Regions from separate parts of the Homo sapiens genome. Here region 2 is linked to region 1. Evidence: chromatin contacts called from ENCODE Hi-C or POLR2A ChIA-PET data. All regions are on one chromosome and are shown on one strand. Each heading gives the region's core, a stretch centred on a gene start or an enhancer-like site at or near the end of the contact. The rest is flanking DNA. Distances are from core to core; before and after follow the strand shown. Region 1 has its middle 44 kb from the start of HOPX. Region 2 overlaps LOC105377668 (a long non-coding RNA gene).

Region 1 (3,215 bases), core at 483-2,982:
GACCAGCCTGGCCAACATGGCGAAACCCCATCTCTACTAAAAATACAAAAATTGGCCAGGCATGGTAGTGCGTGCCTGTAATCTCATCTACTCGGGAGGCTGAGGCAGGAGAATGGCGTGAACCCGGGAGGCGGAGCTTGCAGTGAGCCGAGATTGCGCCACTGCAGTCCGCAGTCCGGCCTGGGCGACAGAGCGAGACTCCGTCTCAAAAAAAAAAAAAAAAAAAAAAAAAAAAAGAATCGCTTGAACCTGGGAGGCGGAGGTTGCAGTGAACCGAGATCGCGCCATTGCAATATAGCCTGGGTGACAAAGCCAGACTCCTTCTCAAACAAACAAACAAGCAAACACTCCATTCTTGTATCAATGCTAACACCACCGTTTTGGGAACGTGGTTCCCATGGAGAGGCATGACGCTCAGTTGCACATGCACATGTTCCTCCTCTCATAATTATTCATCACTCCTCCTATACCTCATTGAATATGTATATTTGGCCACCCTGCTCACCATACATTCCTGTCTTATTCTTTCCACCGTTGAAGTGTCTGTTTCCGGGCCCTGGCTGGATGCTATGCCTCCCGGCTCATAAGAATGGCCACCCTACAGGATGCAAACTTGTAAGAGAAATAAAACTCTCCTTTCTGAATTATGAACTTCACCATTCTTCTGTTGACATTTGTTTCTATGTTGAGCAATGAAGTGATATCAAAAATTACTAATATAGTGTAAGGGAGAAAACACAATTTCTTTTTTTTTTCTTTTCTTTTTTTTTTTCTTCCATTTTTAGGTTCTTAGTTGAGACACTCTCCTAAAAACAAAAGTCAGATTAAAAAGAGGAAAACAAGCAGAAGTTCATTAGTGGATGCTGCGCCCACCATGCAAGACAGGCCTCAGTTTAAAAGTATTACTCAAGCTAGCTTGGGGCCTAGATTAAATACTATATTAACAAAGAGCCATAAATCCTACACAGTGACAAGACAAAGGAAAGAGTGGCTCCAGTCTTTTAAAAGGCAGGAAAATGTGGGAAGATCATAAAATCTGTTCCCCGAGTCCTCTGGTGCCCGCTGATGCCCTCTCTGGACCCATAAGCAAGTGCTGTCCCCAGTAAGGAAGGAAGAGTTTGCCACCAGGCAAATGGAGGCTGGGGCAGAGTGTTCCTCTGTGTTTTCAGTGTCTTTGACTTAACTCCTCAAAATTTTGGGGAGAAATATTTTAGGTTTTTTAAATGGCATTACAAAGTTCAAGCTATTTTGGCATTTAGTAGATACTCGCTACAAGTTGGGAGAATTACGTTTATTTCATTTTTTAAAAGTGTCTTAAGTGCCTATTATGTGACAGACACTGTGCTAGGTAGGGCAAGAAAGCATGGTGAACAAGACAGAGATTTCTACTTTCAGTAAGTTTTTATTCTGAGGAACTGTATTCGTTAGAGTTGGATAACGACCATAACAAAAACACATAAATACTCAATTCTCAGTGGCTTAGCACAATAAAAAATGCATTCTTCACCAAGTTCATCTTAGAATAGTGTGGATTGCTGAGAAGACAGGTATTCTGTTCCATGCAGTCCTTCAGGATCCCAGCCTCCTTCCATATTTTTTTATGTCCACAAAGTCTTCTCCATTAAGCCAGCAGATTAAGAAAGAGAAAGCCAGGAGATTGCACAGGTAGTTTTTATGGCCAAGCTTGAAAGTGGTATACACTACTTTACTCACATTCCATTGACCAGACTCAGTCACATGGCCACACCTAACTGCAAAGGGGATTGAGAAAGGTAGCACACAAGAAAAGAAAACATGATTTGGTGAACATGTAACAGCCTGTACTGCAGGAAACAGAATAAATAAGTGGATATAATCCAGTGTGGTAACTGCTGTAACATGGGGAGGTAGAGTGCCTGATAACATAGAAGAAGGATACCCAACCCAGATGGGGTTTAGGCAGGGAGAATATCTGTACGAACTGATGTCTAAGCTGGAGCAGAAAAAAAAAGTCCATTTCTCTTTAGAATAGTGTAACTTGTTCACTAATGAGATACCCCTTGCATGAACAATTTGTTTAAATCCAAAAACACTTTTTTACAAGGTAACCATTAGAAAACAATAAGCCCTTTTAATGGGTTGCTCTGGTTCCCTGCTTTAAGAAATAGCATAATGTGGCATACACTATTGACTGTCCAATAGCCGTTCCTTCCTTCTTCCTTGATAAGAAAATGCCAGTTTTCTTCAGCCATTAGTCAACAATGTGTTCTAGGAAAATGGGCTCTAGGAAATGGGCTATAATTGGTCTAAGCCAACCATGGTAATCCAATCCACCTTTCATTCATTCAACAAATATTTAATAAGCTCCTGCTATGTGCCAGTCTGTTCCAAGTGCTGATTGTCTTTACCAATTATAGGCATGGAGTGGGCATGTGGCCCAACTCCAGACACTGAGAGGTAAGGGAAGACTGCTAAGGAGCTTCTGGGAAAAGGCTTTTCCTCTGTGATAAAATAAAATGAGAGATGCCTGAAAATAAAGCCAGGACCTTTCCTGTGTTTGGATGATGTCATGTAGGATGTGATGCTTGGAACTGGAGCAATCATCTTGGGACCATGAGGAGAAAGAGAAGAGAATCCCAGAAAGGATGATTGAGAGCTCTGGCCTAGTCAGGCTGTTGAATTAACTGAACCTGGAATGACCTACAGAAAAACAAAAAACCTGATATGCCACTTTCAGTTGAGTATTCAGTCACTTGTAGCAAAAAGTATCTTAACAAGTATGCATGATTTTGAATTTTGTTTTCATTGTTTGTTGTGGATTAGAATGGGTGAATTTTCTTTTTTTTTTCTTTCTTTCCTTCTTTCTTTCTTTCTTTCTTTCTTTCTTTCTTTCTTTCTCTTTTCTTTCTTTCTCTCTTTCTTGCTCTGTCTTTCTTTCTTTCCTTTGTTTTCTTTTTTTGAGGTGGGGTCTCACTCAGTCACCCAGGTTAGAGTGTAGTGGCACGAGCTCGACTCACTGCAACATCTGCCCCCTGGGCTCAAGTGATCTTCCCACCTTAGCCTCCCAAGTAGCTGAGACCACAGGTGTGCACTGCCACACCCAGCTAAATTTTTTTTTTTTTTGCATTTTTGGTAGAGATGGGGTTTCTCCCTGTTTCCCAGGCTGGTCTCCAACCCCTGAGCTCTGGATATCCATCTGCCTCAGCCTCCCAAAGTGCTGGGATTATAGGCATGAG
Region 2 (3,215 bases), core at 322-2,821, 160 kb after region 1:
GCCACGTACTTGGGAACCAGCTTTTTTCCCCAACAGAGTCTAAATGAGAAGCTCCTGGCTCAGCAGCACTGAGAACTAAATCCTTTCAGCACCTTAGTTGTTTATGTAATCCCAGCACTTTGGGAGGCCGAGGCGGGGAGATCACTTGAGGTCAGCAGTTCAAGACCAGCCTGGCCAACATGGTGAAACCCTGTCTCTACTAGAAATTCAAAAATTAGCTGGGTGTGGTGGCGCATTCCTGTGATCCCAGCTACTCAGGAGGCTGAGGCAGGAGAATCGCTTGAACCCCAGAGGCAGAGGTTGCAGTGAGCTGAGATTGCGCCACTGCACTCCAGCCTGGGTGACAGAGTGAGACTCCGTCTCAAAAAAAAGAAAAGGAAGAAAACAGTAACAGTAGCCACCAAATCCACTGCAAAGAAAGGAAACAAAGGTACTGTTGATTACAAGTCCCAAATATATTTACAAGCATTTATTTAGTGTGTAAAACCACACTACCCTAAAAACTCTGTAGCAAATGCTCCTTTTGAAAGATTTTTCTGCATGAGTAAGACTTGTTGCAACTTTTGAAAATATATGGTTTAGAAAGACAACTTTCCCTAATAAATCACCTGTGGCAAACAAAGGAATTCTTCACTCTTCCAAAGACCTCCAAACCACATTGAAAATGAAGGTCATCTGTCTCACACGTATTCATTGCCGATTTGATGTGCACAGATGCCTGTGAAAGTCTTTGAATAGAAAACGCTTCTACAGTGTCGCCTTGCTCTTCCTTTTCAGAAAGAAATTCGCTGCCAAACTCCGTATTTGAGATCCTGGACCTTCCACGCTGCCCACATCAGGAGCTTTAGCCAGCAGCCTGGTCAGTGTTCTCAGGCCAATGCGATGTCATTAGGGCTTGGTCCAGTAATCCAGTGGTTTCTAGTATTAGCTTTAGTCACTTAGGGTGTACTTATTTCCAATATAGTGAAGGTCTTTAACGTGGGAGTCGAAAGCCCAAACCATTTCAAATCATGGGTGGAAAACACGCATGAAAATGGTTTATAAAGTATAAACAACTTTGTAAACAGTATAGCCAAGCAAAGATAGAATGTTATATGCATTGCCTGAAGTAATGCATAAAGGCAGAAGTTTTAGCCAGAATGAAAGATTGTGAACTGGGGGAGGGACAGGGGGCGGCAGTGTTGAGGCAGAAAAGCTGGAGAAGAAGAGTGGGAACTTCCTCCTCAACTTGCTGCCCATAGAGAAGCACGCCCCTCTTCCTGATGGCTGTGGGAACTAGGTCAACCTGGACCGCTAAGTTTGAACCCTATCGTGGCAGCTTTTCAAATCCCTTTCCTGGACTCCTACTCCAGAAGGCAAAATGGTTTCGGTTTGTCTTTATTTCCCATCTTTTCACCCAGGTCCTCAACTACATGCTAATCCCCGCCGGACCATCGTTCAGTTTTATTCACAGAAACGGTGCCTTCAAGAAATCAAAGCATAAGAGCCTTCGGAAGCAGCATGTAAGTGCAACGTAACTTTCCCGAGTTTGGTGACGATGAATCGATGAATCGTAGACTGCAGGCTGAGCCGCCTGAGCTGGGAGCAGCAGCAGTTCTCAGGGAGCCACTGCCCCCTGGTGTCTCCACACTGGCCAGGAAGCATTTTTGGTCATGATCTGTAAGAGATTATTGCTGGGCTCTTTCTGACTCGTGCCTTCATCTCATGGCTTTTAAAATCAGACCTTTCTTCCTCCTCTCCCCCACTCTGATTTTTAATAAGACCCATTTTATTATAATTAGCAAAATAGTGTATACTCCTTGAAGAAAATTTGAGTATGATTATTTAATTTCATTAATGTTTTAATGTATTTCCTCCCCCAATTTTTTTTCTTTCTACGTATAAGGAAATCTAATTTTACTTGGGGACAGAAGAAAAGCCACAAAAACTATGAAACCTAATTTTATCATAAATGTCACATAAACACGATCCCCTGCACAGTAAGAAAACCAGTTTTTGAATCTGCTAGAATACTAAGAAACAGAGTTGATGTTTCTCTCTTAAACAATATAAAACATAAAGGATAGCACTTTAGATCATAGGCCCTCATAAAATGTGCCTGTAGTTTCAATACTATGGATTAAGAATACTGGAGCGGGTTTTGGCCGGGCTCGGTGGCTCACGCCTGTAATCCCAGCACTTTGGGAGGCCAAGGCGGGCAGATCACGAGGTCAGGAGTTCGAGACCAGTCTGGCCAATATGGTGAAACTCCGTCTCTACTAAAATACAAAAAGTAGGCGGGCATGGTGGTGCGCGCCTGTAATCCCAGCTACTCAGGGGGCTGAGGCAGGAGAATCACTTGAGCCAGGAAGGCAGAGATTGCAGTGAGCCGAGATTGCGCCACTGCACTCTAGCCTGGGCAACAGAGTGAGACTCCAAAAAAAAAAAAAAAAAAAAGAAGACTGTAGTGGGCCAGTGGGCCAGGCATGGTGGCTCACACCTATAATCCTAGCACTTTGGGAGGCTGAGGCGGGCAGATCACTTGAAGTCAGGAGTTCAAGACCAGCCTGGCCAACATAGTGAAACCTTGTCTCTACTAAAAATAGAAAAATTAGCCAGAAATCGCTTGAACCTGGGAGGCAGAGGTTGCAGTGAGCCAAGATTGTGCCACTGCATTACAGCCTGGGCGACAGAATGAGACTCCGTCTCGAAAAAAAAAATACTGCAGTGAATGCAACTATAGACACTCATTAAATTAAATATTATCTCATTTTCAACACAGAAAAATAAAACTCCCTGCTTTAAAGAGAGAATGTGTCAATTATGTAATTTGGCAGTCTAAATGGTCCCGTTATTGGCAACTGCTTTCACATGTGATTGATCATATTGCTAAATATTGTGTAGGTATGTTGCTTCCTCTCACCATGGAGAATATAGAAACAGAGGCTTAGATCTGGGTATTATAGAAGGAGGTGAGAACGAGGTCTTTGCTTCCCCAAGTTCCTTTTCTTCTGTATTTTATTCATTGTGTGTGTCAGTTAAATGCTTATACAATACAATATAAACATAGTTGTATGATGTCAGAGAGTAACTGTGGATGAGAACTGGAATGGGGTAGAAGGAAGCTTAATGGTTTCAATATTTTGTCTGATGCTTTATTTTCTTTGAAGACCCTGCGACTAAGAGAGGACATTTCAGTATGAGCCGGAATTTGATCTCAACTAGGAGTTTAGAGA

The links. Hi-C counts contacts between places; a loop is a spot of excess contacts on that map. ChIA-PET counts read pairs that join two places held with the same protein, here RNA polymerase II (POLR2A). Pooled maps may share reads with other maps.
Region 2: a loop to region 1 is called in a map of chondrocyte, with 2.5 times the contacts of the local background. The contact joins two enhancer-like sites. A Hi-C loop is called at or near these places in 8 of 168 maps with a recorded cell type or tissue (Calu3, PC-3, PC-9 and 5 more), 11 of 37 single-sample maps with no recorded cell type and 12 of 50 pooled maps. POLR2A ChIA-PET finds 5 or more read pairs at or near these places in 5 of 52 experiments (AG04449, CD4-positive, alpha-beta T cell, CD8-positive, alpha-beta memory T cell and 2 more).

What each region holds. Positions count from the first base shown.
Region 1 is chr4:56,635,584-56,638,798 of GRCh38, forward strand. No RefSeq gene overlaps it. Among named protein-coding and RNA genes, the nearest start is that of HOPX, 44 kb to the right of the region's middle. RefSeq lists an enhancer at 74-574. Within about 2 kb of position 1,733, at least 3 of the 41 ENCODE cell types and tissues checked have a DNase peak (open chromatin) inside an H3K27ac peak, as active enhancers do.
Region 2 is chr4:56,798,725-56,801,939 of GRCh38, forward strand. LOC105377668 (a long non-coding RNA gene) reads left to right here. Exons shown (of 3, transcript XR_941082.2): 2 at 778-859; 3 at 1,401-2,193. Among named protein-coding and RNA genes, the nearest start is that of SPINK2, 21 kb to the right of the region's middle. Within about 2 kb of position 1,572, at least 32 of the 41 ENCODE cell types and tissues checked have a DNase peak (open chromatin) inside an H3K27ac peak, as active enhancers do.